Regions from separate parts of the Homo sapiens genome. Here region 2 is linked to region 1. A link is a contact called in ENCODE Hi-C or POLR2A ChIA-PET data. All regions are on one chromosome and are shown on one strand. The core of a region is the stretch at or near the end of the contact, and the rest is flanking DNA. Distances in the headings are between cores, read along the strand shown.

Region 1 (5,859 bases), core at 2,064-4,563:
ATTGCACATTTTAAGAAATACTGTGATTGAGCCTGTATAAATCCCTCATAATCTGGTCCTTGGCTTTCTTTCTGACCTTACATCCTGCCTCTTCCCTCTTGCCCATGATCCTCCAAATACATGGACTTATTTGTTCTTCAAGCCTGCAAGCTCGTTCCTACTCCAGGGCCTTTGCACCAGCTGGTACCTCCATGGGAAATACTTTCTGTACATCTTCCCATGTCTGGTTCTTTCTAGACATTCAAGACTTAGCTCAGATGTCCCCTGCTCAACGAACCACCCAGTCTTTACCAGCTGCCTCACACCTCACTTCATTCCACCCTGCACAATCACTCTTTGTTTCAGTCCCTTTAAGCACTTTTCAAGATCTGGCATGGTGTGCTTATTTGTTGATTTATTTATTGTCTCTGTAACCCTAGTAAAATATAAATTCCTTAAAAGCAGGGATCTTACCTATCTTGTTTACCTCCACTTTCCCGGCACTTAGCACAGGGCCTGGCACATAATACTTACTCCATAAATATTTGCTAAGTGAATAAAAATGAGAAAAATGAACATAGACACCTAGTTCACTAATCAAATGAGAATTAAAATAAAGTTTTTTCTTTCAAATATTTTTTATTGAAATGACAATCAAATAAAAAAAGAACAGTGATCAATTTAAGCAAATTTTTACTTTCTAAATATAAAAATATAACCAAAACTTATTTCTTTTATACATTTTCCATAAATGTAATACCAGAAAAGTTCTCAAAGCCAAACTATAAATGATGCTTGTGTACTATGATGTGAAATAAATTTTTTTTAGCAGCTTGGTTATCCTTGATATGCATTTGGTAAACGTTTGTAGAAAGCACCTTGGAGATGAGGTCATACGAGGCCTCCCATTTCACCCATGAACTGCAGGCATTTGGGCCTGCAGTATGCAGGCCATCTGACTTACTTGCCAGCCAGAAAGAGAAAAGCTGGACAAGATAGATTGGTAAGCCAGACTTGCCTCTGGAAGACAGACCCTGGGTTCACTTGTGCAAAGGTTGCAGGAGGCTGGGAGAGGAGGGGCCAAGGATCCAGTCATCCATGCGTGGGGCCACAAGCAGCCTCAGTGGCCCAGGGAGCAAACATGTGTCCCGAGGCTGTCAGCCTCCACTGATTAGATTGGCTCCTGCTCCTCCTTCGTGAGAGGTGGGATAAACCAAAGGATGCTGAAAAAACCCAGAAGTGTCCAATCCATATGTTGGCATGGGAAATAGAAAGGGGATTAAAAGTCACTTTACTTATGGAACTATGAAGAAGGTGAACATGCTTTTCCTTGCAGAATGATCAGTCCACAAAAGACATGTAAGATGAGGGCAACAGCCAATAGAACCCACTCCCTCTTTCTGCAGAAACACAGTTGTCATGAATGCTGTGATGCGGCCCCCCTGAATGCCCTTTGGAACTGAGGGACTCATTTCTGCTACTCAGTACTGCTGGGATCACAGCTGAATCTCTTCCTAGGAATTGCCGTAGCCTGAAGGGAGCTGCCTTACCCAAGGTGAAACCTCCATCCTAGGCACAGATCCCATCCAATGACTAGTTGATGTAGGGATGCAGAGACCTGACCCCGTGGCTTCAATCCCAGACAATTCTGAAAAGCCACACCAGCTCCTGACCAACCACAGTGCATTCAACCTCTCCTGCCACCCAATCCTGCTTCCCTCACTCCTTTGCATTCCCAATAAACTCCCTGCTCACGAAGCTTCATCTCAGAGTCTGTTTCCCAGGGAACCCTAGGGCAACTTGTGTTGTCCCTAGTTGACTGTGTCCTCCACAATCAGTTGCCATATTGTTTAAGTGAGAACCAAGTTCTCACCAGTTTTTTACTAAGTTTGTTTCTTGTACGTGAAGATGAGACAAACCATATCCAAATAAGTGTTGGTGCACCTGAAAGAATGGTGGGTTATTCCCTTAAAATTACTTGAGATAATAAAAGTTAAAACTACAGGAAGATAACAAAAATAGCCAAGTGAAGTAATATATGTAAAACAGTTGACATTTCCCAATCTGTTTCACACAAAGCTTTGGACCCCATTTATGTGCCAGTCCATTTCTGCGTCCCCACTGCCTCCACGCCTGCGGCTCACTTAGGGGAATGTCTCGGAGGCTGATACCTTTCTGGCATCTCCTACTACTGCCAGCTTCCTCAGTCATCCCCACCCCACTCAGGAAAGGGCTGGGCTGTGGCATGGCCTCTGCCACACCTGCTGGATGGGAGCCGTGCTATCACAGCTCCAGTGCTAGAACCAACCAGATGGGACCATGTTGCTTTCCTCCTTCCACCAGATGATGACTCACATCTTGCTTCCCCAGGGCTGCTCAGAGGAGTAGGGTGATACCACGGAGATCCAGGAGAGTTAACTCTCCATGAGATGAAGTTTGCCCCATGTGAGAAGGGAGGCAGAAGGGAGGTGACTATCACACCCTCACCTTTCTTCCAGCTCCTCCCTGCTCCAGCAATATTCTGTATTGCAGTGGTTCCCTCAAGGACAATATCTCACAAGAATGAGTCATTGGCCACATTCCCTGGTGGTGCTGTGGCCAGTGTGGTCCTCACCTTCTTGCATTTTTCCCCCCTCCTTTCTGCCTCCCTCCCTTCACCCTTATTCTTGCTGCCTGGAATTATGCTGTCTCAGAAAGCAGCAGCATGTCAGCTTTGCTTCAAATTTTCCCCAGATAATCCAGGTGAAGGCATGGGCATTAACTTATTTGATTGGTTTTCACAAAAAGTCATCCTCTGGGGGGTTAGAATTATTGCTGGTATTTTTCAGTTGAGTAGACTAGGGGTAAAATAAACTGCCTGAGGCCAAAGCTGCACAGGAGGTGGTAGATCAGGGCTCAGTCTGCGTTCTGGCTCCAAATTTGCTGTTTTCCTTACACTTGAATTTAAGTTTCCATCAAGAGTTATACAACCAAGGAACTATATCTGCTCCTGTAAAGGCAGTATTTAGGGGTGGGGTGGGGTGGGTGTGAGGGTGTGCAGGAATCACTAGAAAGGACATAGAAAAATCTCCCGCAGGAGGTGGATGAATTGAGATGATAGTCCCATGGGCTCCACTTCCTGTCTTTCTATCCCAAACTTTCACTTTCCGCAGGTTCAACATCAAATGTGCATTTTTAGGCTCATGAGAGTAAAGAAAATACTGTTGCCATGCGTATGAGTTTCCTAGGGTGGTTTAAAAGGAAGAGACTATTCTCTCAAAGTTCTGGAGGCTACAGGTCCTAAATCAAGGTGTCGGCAGGACCATGCTCCCTCTGGAGGCTCCAGAGGAAAATTTATTCTCTGCCTCTTCCTGCTTGTGGGGGTTGTCAGCAATCTGACTTGCCAACAGTCTTCCCTTCGCTTTCCTCCTATGTGTGCTCTCATTATCTTGCTTTGCCTTTATCTGATAAGAACACTTGGAATGGCATTGAGGATCCTCACATTTAACCCACAGAAAGCACATCTCAAAATAATTAATTTAATTACATCAGCAGTGACCCTTTCATTCCAAAAAGGTAATATTGACAAATTCCAGGGATTAGAACTTGATATATTTGGGTGGCCATTATTCAACTTGCTATGCTTGATAATAGGCTAATTTGCCTGGAGACATCAGTGTGTCCTTAAACAGGCTTAGAAACAGTTCTGAGTGTTCCTCAACATTACATTAGTTGTCTTACCGGCTGGTGCAGGGGAGGAGTCCTCTGGGCTGTAGAGGTGGCTGAAGCCAAGCTTTCTGCTTTTCCAGTAGTGAGCTAACAGGGGCACTGAGCAGAATTTACCCTGCCCAACCCTCTGAGCCCTAGGTAGGGAGGTCTGTGATGTTGTCTTGATGGTGCATGATTCCCCTACTGCTGGGACCACAGAGGATCCCTGGGCTGTATTGCCTTTGTTTGAATTTTCAGTTGCTGTCAATCACCCTGAGCCAATATTTATATTTCACAGAACTATCTCATGGCAACTTTTAGAGGAAAGAATCTTTCTAATCACAAATATTTGCAGTACGTGACCTTGTTGCACTTTGGCCAGTGATGTTGAAAAATGGGTCATGTGCAGCCCGGAGGTCCCCTACAGATATGTCTGTTTGAACAGTTTCCTGGCAGTACTGTCTTCTTAGGGCTCTTGTGGAGATTACTGAGGTGCTGAATAAAAAAGAGAACAAACTGTGCCTGAGGGCCAGATGCCATGCAAAGAGAGTCTTAGCAAATGCCAACTTCCTTCTTTTATTTATTCTTAGGCTGCTTCCTCTTCATTTTCTTCAGGGGCTACATTTGATTATATTAATTAGCGTATTTTTTCCTCAAGTTCTCTACCCAACTCCCAACCCTTTAGTTCCAGCAGTTAATATTACTTTTAATTTCTAGAAAATTGAGGCACTGGAGTAAATTCCCTTAATTGGGGCCTCCCTCACCTTTACTCTGTCACCTGCAAAGGTACCTTCGTGCTCATCCGTTCTCCCTTCTTTCAGTCTTAGAACTATTTAAAGCCACGTCTTATACTGGCATGGAGGGTTAGCCATTCTTATGTCCTCTAGGTCTTCATTCCATCAGTTAGTTCCTTGCTCTCTCTTTTCCAGAGTGGCTCCATTAAAATGTAATTAATGTACCATAAAAGTCACCCCTTTAAAGTGTAAAATAATATTTGTAGTACATTAATGAACTTTTGATTTAATAATCACTACCCAATTCTAGAATATTTTCAGCATCGGAGAAAGAAACTCAGCACCCACTGGCAAATCTCTCTCCATTTCCACTCCCTTCCCACCCCCAGCCCCCAGCTTTGGGTAAACACTTAGCTACTTTCTGTCTCTATAGTTTTTCCTATTCTGAACATTTCATATCAGCGAACTCATACAATAAGCCATCTTTCCTAAGTGGCTTCTTTCACTTAACAAAATAGTTTCAAGGTTTATCCATGTTGTATCACACATCAGTATATCATTACTTTTGATGTATAAATAATATTTCACCACATTTTGTTTATTTATCAGTTCATTAATATTTGAATTCTTTCCATGTTTTGGCTATTATGAATAATGATTCATATACAAGTTTTTGTGTGGGCATGTTTTCTCTTCTCTTTGGCATATATCTAGGAATGGAACTGCCAGGTCATATGTTAACCATATATTTAACATTTTTAGGAGTGATCAAACTTTTCCAAAATGTCTACACCATTTTACATTCCCACCAACAATGCATAGGGGCTCTAATTTTTCATCATCCTTACCAACATCTATTATTACCTTTTTGATCACACATATGCTAGTGTTGTGAAATGGTATCCTATTGGGTTATTGATTTTCATTTTCCCAATGACTAATGATGTTTTCTTAGTCATTTTGTGCCGCTGTAATAGACTACCAGAGACTGGGTAATTTGTAAAGAAAAGTTTCTCACAGTTCTGGAGCCTGGAAAGTCCAAGATTGAGGTGATGGCATCCAGTGAGGGCCTTCTTGCTGTGTCATAACGTGAAAAAAGTCACCACATGGGCAAGAGAAAACAACAGAGAGGGCCAAACCATCATTTATAATGACCCGCACTCTTGAAATAATGAACCACTTCTATGATAATGGCATTAATCCATTCATAAGGGCATTCTCTCATGATCTAATTACCTCTTAAAGATCCCACCCCTCAAGATTATTGCATTGGGGATTAAGTTTTCAACACATCAACTTTGGGGGACACATTCAAACCATAGCAGATATTGAACATGTTTTTATGTGTTTATTGGCTATTTGTATATCTTTAGAAAAACATCTGTTCAGATGCTTTTTCACTTAAATATTGTGTTTTATTTTTATTATTGAGTTGTGTTTTATATCTATATTCTGGATT
Region 2 (5,859 bases), core at 2,112-4,611, 120 kb after region 1:
CTGGAGTGGACAGTGATCTCTGCAGTGGACACATTGCTGGACTGTTGGCAAGGCTACAGCTACCAGAATCTAGTCCTTGTAGGCTATTATTATTCTAATGCCATAGTAAATTCCTGTTTATCCAAAATGGCTAGGAAATGGGGCATTCTGAGCAATGGAAAATTCTGGTTCATTGGGTTACCCTCCATATCATTTACTGATTCTTGGTTTCAAAATAAGTAAATTACAACACACTTTGCTAATCACTAAAATGATAGTGGGTATGATTTAAGCTTTTTTTTTTATGATCCATAAGGTACTTCAGGATCTATTAGCACCTAATACCATTGTTAAGATCGCGACTTGTCATTTTCAAGGATTTGAGGTAGAAATGCAGGAGGTGGGGACAATTGGGCTGCATCAGTATTAACTCCCAACCAGATCGCTGGAACTGCTGCTGCAGTTGAGTTGAATCATTTCTTCCTTCATACCAGTTTGTTGGCAAGTGAAATAATAAGCATAAACATATTATCATAGTGCCTGGTATAGAGTAAGTCATTATTTTGTTATTATTTTTTTCCTCAAGAACATCAGGGGAAAGAAGAAAAGAATCGAATTCTTAACTAGCCAATTTGGTGTCTGAACAAATTCAATTCATAGAGCATTAGTTCTGACAGGAACCACGAAGAAAATATGCCTAATTTCATCATTTTCTGTAAAAGATAATTAAGGCCCAGAGAGGGAATGTCACTATAGCCTCATGTCTGTGAGGGGTTAGAGTTGATACTAGAACCCAAATATTCTGGGGCTAAGACCAGGGATCTTTTTAGCAGACCAACTCTTACCTTTATGCAGAGTTTCTGCACAGCAGGAAACAGAGAGCTGGAGGAGAAATGGCCTGTTTGCTCGGGGACTCTAGGAACTTACCCTATCAATACGGTTTGAAGGTCATCAAAGTCCCCTTCTGTACAAAAGCCCTGGCTATGACTCCAAAACACTTCACAGGGTAAAGGATTAATGAAGTCCCCATGATTCAGTCAAAATGAAAACTTTTTAAAAATAGCAAAGAGTCACACAACTCCCCACATCTGCAAGAGTAACTTTTTAAAAAGTCACCAAGACAGGTTTAAATTCCTAGCTTCGTCCTTTACTTTGCTTATGTTTTGAAGCTTGATTCATCCCTAGTTCTGTCTCTTACATACTTTTAAAGATAAACTTGTACTCACTTAACTTCCAAATTAATTTACTGTAAACTCCTCCCTCTGAAGGAAGAGGAAGAAGGAAATTAGTGATTTTAATGCTGATTGCATTTTTGAAAGGACTCAGTTTCTCGAAAATGAGCTTCTTTGTTGGTTAATAAATGTTTTCTCTGCCTTAGTTTCAGATTCTGATTGTTCTCTTTTCCTCTTGCCATTCTCTGAGCTCTCCTTCTGCCTTTGATCATGGGCCTGGAAATCTGCCGTTTGTACATGAGAAAAGAGAGGGCTGGGATTTCCATTACCTTCCAGAGTGCAGAGGGGACTATCGCATGAAATCTCTGTGAGGGACCAACTCCTATAACTGCTGCCAGAAGGGTGCTTTTTGATATCTGGCCTTCTATATCACATCTTTATTAACTCCAGGAGACTTATTTTCAGAGACATCTGGGTGTGTATGTCCATGCACATGCATACTCACGTTTTTCTATTTTCTGCAAATGCCTTGTGTTGACTATAAGCACAGAGTTGATCACAGACACTCTTAGGAGAGTATCAGAGAGGTCACGTGTCCAACCCTCCATGAGGCTCAAGTCCCTGCCAAGCCAATTCCACCACTTGGCATCCAGGTAAGAAAGGGAAGCAGGCAGGGAACAAGTCTCAACACTTTCTACCCCACCCTGCTCTCAAGAGCCTCCAGAGACCCCCATTGCTTTCCAGGTGCATTCTAAACCCTGGAGATTGGCACTCAGAGGAAGGAACAGGGTTTCCTGTTTGGCAATAACTGGCACTAGATAATATTTTATTTTAATAATGATGAGGCTGGTCTCTAAGACCCGGCTGACCCCTCCTGTCCTTCATCTTTCAACATTGTGAAATACCTCCCTTCCTTCTCTTACCCATCCTCTGCTGTGCCCAAGTCTCTGCTTACCTTCCCCCACTGCTCTGTACTTTGACTTCTCCTTACCCTCGTTCAAGCATTTTTTTCTGACTGTCATAGTCAATCTCCATTTCTCTCTGTTGAAGACACTTCCTCCTTTATAAAGTATTCCTTCCCTCTTCCTTCAACCTTCCAACCTTCATCCACATGGACTGTCCTCTCTGTGCCCCAAATAACTTACCTTAGGCACATTAGCAATCTCTCTTACTAGAGTATAAACTCCTTGAAGACAGGAACCACTTTATCTCTCTCCATATTCTCCTAACAGAGGACTAGGCCTGTAGTGGTGTAAGACAGGCCTTCTTGCATGAATGGAATCTCAGGTCAGTCTCACCTTTATTCTCATAAGAGGGAATGGTGTGTCCTCACTCTTTTCTCCTCCACTGAAAGCTGAATTAGGAATTATTTCTCTCCTGACCTCTGACCTAAATCTATACAGGTCTGTCCTGAAGCCACATCCACAAGATGATGGGGTGAACAAAAATAACCACGGGAGCTGAGTGACATAGCGGAATATTCACGCCTGTCCCGGCCTTCACATGGGCCTGGAAATTTACAGGAATGTATAGCTGTGCTGTTGCTGAGCTGGCTCAAAACCTGTTTTGCTCGAGCCTTCTTCCCTCACCAGATATGTTGGGTATGGTGAGTGTTGCCAATTGGGACAGGAGAACACCCAGCCCAGGCCCAGGTTTTATTTATCCCAGTGCAGCAGGCTTGCAAGTTAAGGATCCACAGACTTTTCAGTCCTTAATATGAACCTGGGAGCGTTTTGAGATATCTCAAGCAGCCAAGCCAAGAAAGCTTTCTGATTCCAACGGCAATAACCAGTTGTGATTTATTGACTATCAGACCCTGGAGCTGGAAGTAACCTTAAAAATCACCTTATGTGATTCTTTTCACAGATAAGGAAACAGATCATATTTGCCTTGCTTTTAAAATGAGGATAGATTGTATTTATTTGCTTAGTAATTCATTCATCCACCTATCCATCCTTTTATCCAATGATCTATTACCAACTCATTCATTAAATATTCACTAAAGCTAGGTGCCCAGCTTGCACTTAGTTCTAGACATAAAAACATAAATAAGATATGGCTTCTGCTCTCTAAGAGTTTATTATACCTACATGCATACACAAACACATAATTATGATTCAATGTGGTATATCCTGATACAAGTGTAAACAAAGCATGTTATGAGCACAGAGAAAGCGGTGACTAATCTGCTGTGCCTGGAAGAGTGAGGGGAGAGGTAACATTCAAACAAAACCTTAAAGGGAGAGAAAGAGTTCTATAAACAAGGAAGGAGGAAAGGGTCAGATTCTGAACAGCATCTCAAAGGCTCAGCCTGAGGGGAGTGTGCAGCTGGCTGGGACTCCTGAAGAGGGCTGTGGTGCAGAGTGCAAGACCTGCACTGTGGCGGGGGTGAAGGTGGTATAGAAGCCTAGCATGAAAATTTCCATAGCTGTGCTGAATGTCTGAGCTTTAGCTTGGGGCTGACAAGGAATCTTAAAAAGTTTTCAGATGGAGCAGTGTCACGTCAAATTTACATTTTGTTAAGACCTCCTTGGCCATAGTAAGAAGAGACAGAGACTGTTGCAATTATCCTAGAAATAAAGTCAGCCAGAGTAAGCTTTCAAACATATGTCAGACCATGTTACCCACTTGCTTATAAGCCTCCATGCCCCATACTGTCTGTCCCCATCACAAATCCCTGTTTTGTTTGTTAAGGTAGTACACATTGCCTTATTAAATCATTTTATTTATTTGTTAGCAAGCTAATTGTCTGTCTCAATCCTAAAGTGAAAGCACCATTAGAGCAAGGGCTATGTGTGTCTTAGTCAACATTGCGTCTCCAGTCCTAGCGCAGCAACTGGGGCATCACTGGCCCCACAGAGAGTTTGGAGAATAATTGCCAAGAACTTGACCTCAGGAGGTGGTAATGGGGAAAGAGAGAAGGTGAGGGAAGATGACCCTCAAAGGCAGAAAACCAGATCCTCTCTTTTCAGACCCACAGCCCACTCAGTGAGTGGACAGTAGCTGTTTTCAATAGACGGAGAATGGGGTGTGTTCTTCACTGACTGAATTTGCTGCTCACATCTGAGAATTTTTATGACAGGCAATCCTGTTTTCTCTCTTGCCCTCTTCACCCTGTGTGTTTCCCACATTATCCGGCTGTTCAATGTAATCTTCCAAGGATCCTCTACTCTGTGCTTCTGTGTTCTAGCCTCAACCCTGCTGCTAACTAGCTGTGGGACAGACAAGCTACTTTCCTCAGGGCTTTGGTTTCCTTAACCGTACAAAGAGAGCGCTCGCCAAGGACCCATACAATGCTTTCTAACTTACATGCTGTGATTCTCAAATTTCCCCAGCGACGGCAAGAGTTCTTCTGTGTTTTCATTTTATAAAGTGTACAATGATTATGCACAAAATCTCACAAAACAATAATTTTTTTATATACCCCTATTGTCCCTCTCAATTTCTAGCCATAAGTGTTTTTACAGTGATAATCAGAGCATGTGTACAATTTTGCATTCCACTCTCATGCTTGCCCATTATTTGTTATATGTCTTTCATTTTGCCACAGAGTCTTCTCATTTATCATTTTAATGGCTACATAATTTTTCATGGAGTTAATATATCATAAATTATTTAACCATTCCTAAATTGTTGGAAATTTGGATTATTTCCAGGTTTTGCTATTTTAAAGCACCTTGACCATATAGGGTTTTTTTTTTCTTTTTTTTTTTTTTTTTTTAAGAGGCGTTTTACTTAGAGTAAATCCCTGGGACTGAGATTATTAGCTGAGTTTTATGACCTTGAAAGGTATTGCCAAACAGCTCTCCAAAGGGATTGTTTCCATTTGCGTTCAGTTTGTGTTCCACACACGAGCATGCCAGTGTCACAGAAAGCTTGCCAACATGTTTTTTTAAAATCAATTTCCTTTATTTTTTTCAAGTTCAACTTGTATGAAGTGGGGCTTTCTGATTGTTGCTGTATCAGGGTTATCATCAGTGAGGCTAAAATTATGATACAGAGCTTGGTAAATAGAAGCACTTAATAATCAGTATTGTTATTATAAAAAGAGGAATCCTAGGAGGATGAAGCATGCTTGTTCTATCCTCAAACCTCTTTCTTTTCTACTCCTGCCTCCATTTCAATTTACTGCAAATAGTTTCTCCTTACCTTCAATGTTGCCTCCAATTAAAGTGCTACCAGTTCTTCTCTATTCTAAGGTAGCAGAGGCTCCTTAAAGTTAGAAGTCTTGGGCCACGCTGTTTCCCCACTGATTGTCCCCTCCTTTCCATATCTCTGTCAAGAGAGGATCCTCAGTAAATATGGGTTGTTCCCAAAGCAGATTCTTATGTTCCTCTGAAGTCCTCCTTTCCAGAGTTGCCTTCTCCTACTTCTCATCTTCCCAAAGACACCCTTTTGTTATTTGAAGATGATGATCATTTCCCCAGTGAACATTTTCTTCTCCAAGTTGAATATCTCTTCTTTTTAAGGCATCCCTTATCCTACTCAAATGTTCATCTTCTCACAGTCCTGGTTGCTGCTCACTGAGTGAGTTCCAGTCTGTAAATTTCTTCCTATAAGTGTTTGGCCCATTCATCTATTAAAATTTAGTAGACATCATCCAAGCAACAAGCAGGAAATGAAGATGAGTAAGACCTTGATCTTGGCCTCCATATGCTCAGAGTCCAGTGGGTCAGAGGGAAGCACAACCCCCCAAGACTTTGGCTCT

What was found. Hi-C counts contacts between places; a loop is a spot of excess contacts on that map. ChIA-PET counts read pairs that join two places held with the same protein, here RNA polymerase II (POLR2A). Pooled maps may share reads with other maps.
Region 2: a map of PC-9 shows a loop between it and region 1 (3-fold over the local background). The contact joins two enhancer-like sites. A Hi-C loop is called at or near these places in 3 of 168 maps with a recorded cell type or tissue (PC-9, ovary and sigmoid colon) and 1 of 50 pooled maps. POLR2A ChIA-PET finds 5 or more read pairs at or near these places in 2 of 52 experiments (B cell and activated CD4-positive, alpha-beta T cell).

The regions. Positions count from the first base shown.
Region 1 is chr3:188,034,750-188,040,608 of GRCh38, reverse strand. The region is part of intron 2 of LOC107986166 (a long non-coding RNA gene); the gene reads left to right. Among named protein-coding and RNA genes, the nearest start is that of LINC01991, 61 kb to the right of the region's middle. RefSeq lists an enhancer at 3,854-4,148. Within about 2 kb of position 3,313, at least 8 of the 41 ENCODE cell types and tissues checked have a DNase peak (open chromatin) inside an H3K27ac peak, as active enhancers do; they include PC-9, where a contact is called at or near this core.
Region 2 is chr3:187,911,318-187,917,176 of GRCh38, reverse strand. No RefSeq gene overlaps it. Among named protein-coding and RNA genes, the nearest start is that of LINC01991, 62 kb to the left of the region's middle. Within about 2 kb of position 3,361, at least 10 of the 41 ENCODE cell types and tissues checked have a DNase peak (open chromatin) inside an H3K27ac peak, as active enhancers do; they include PC-9, where a contact is called at or near this core.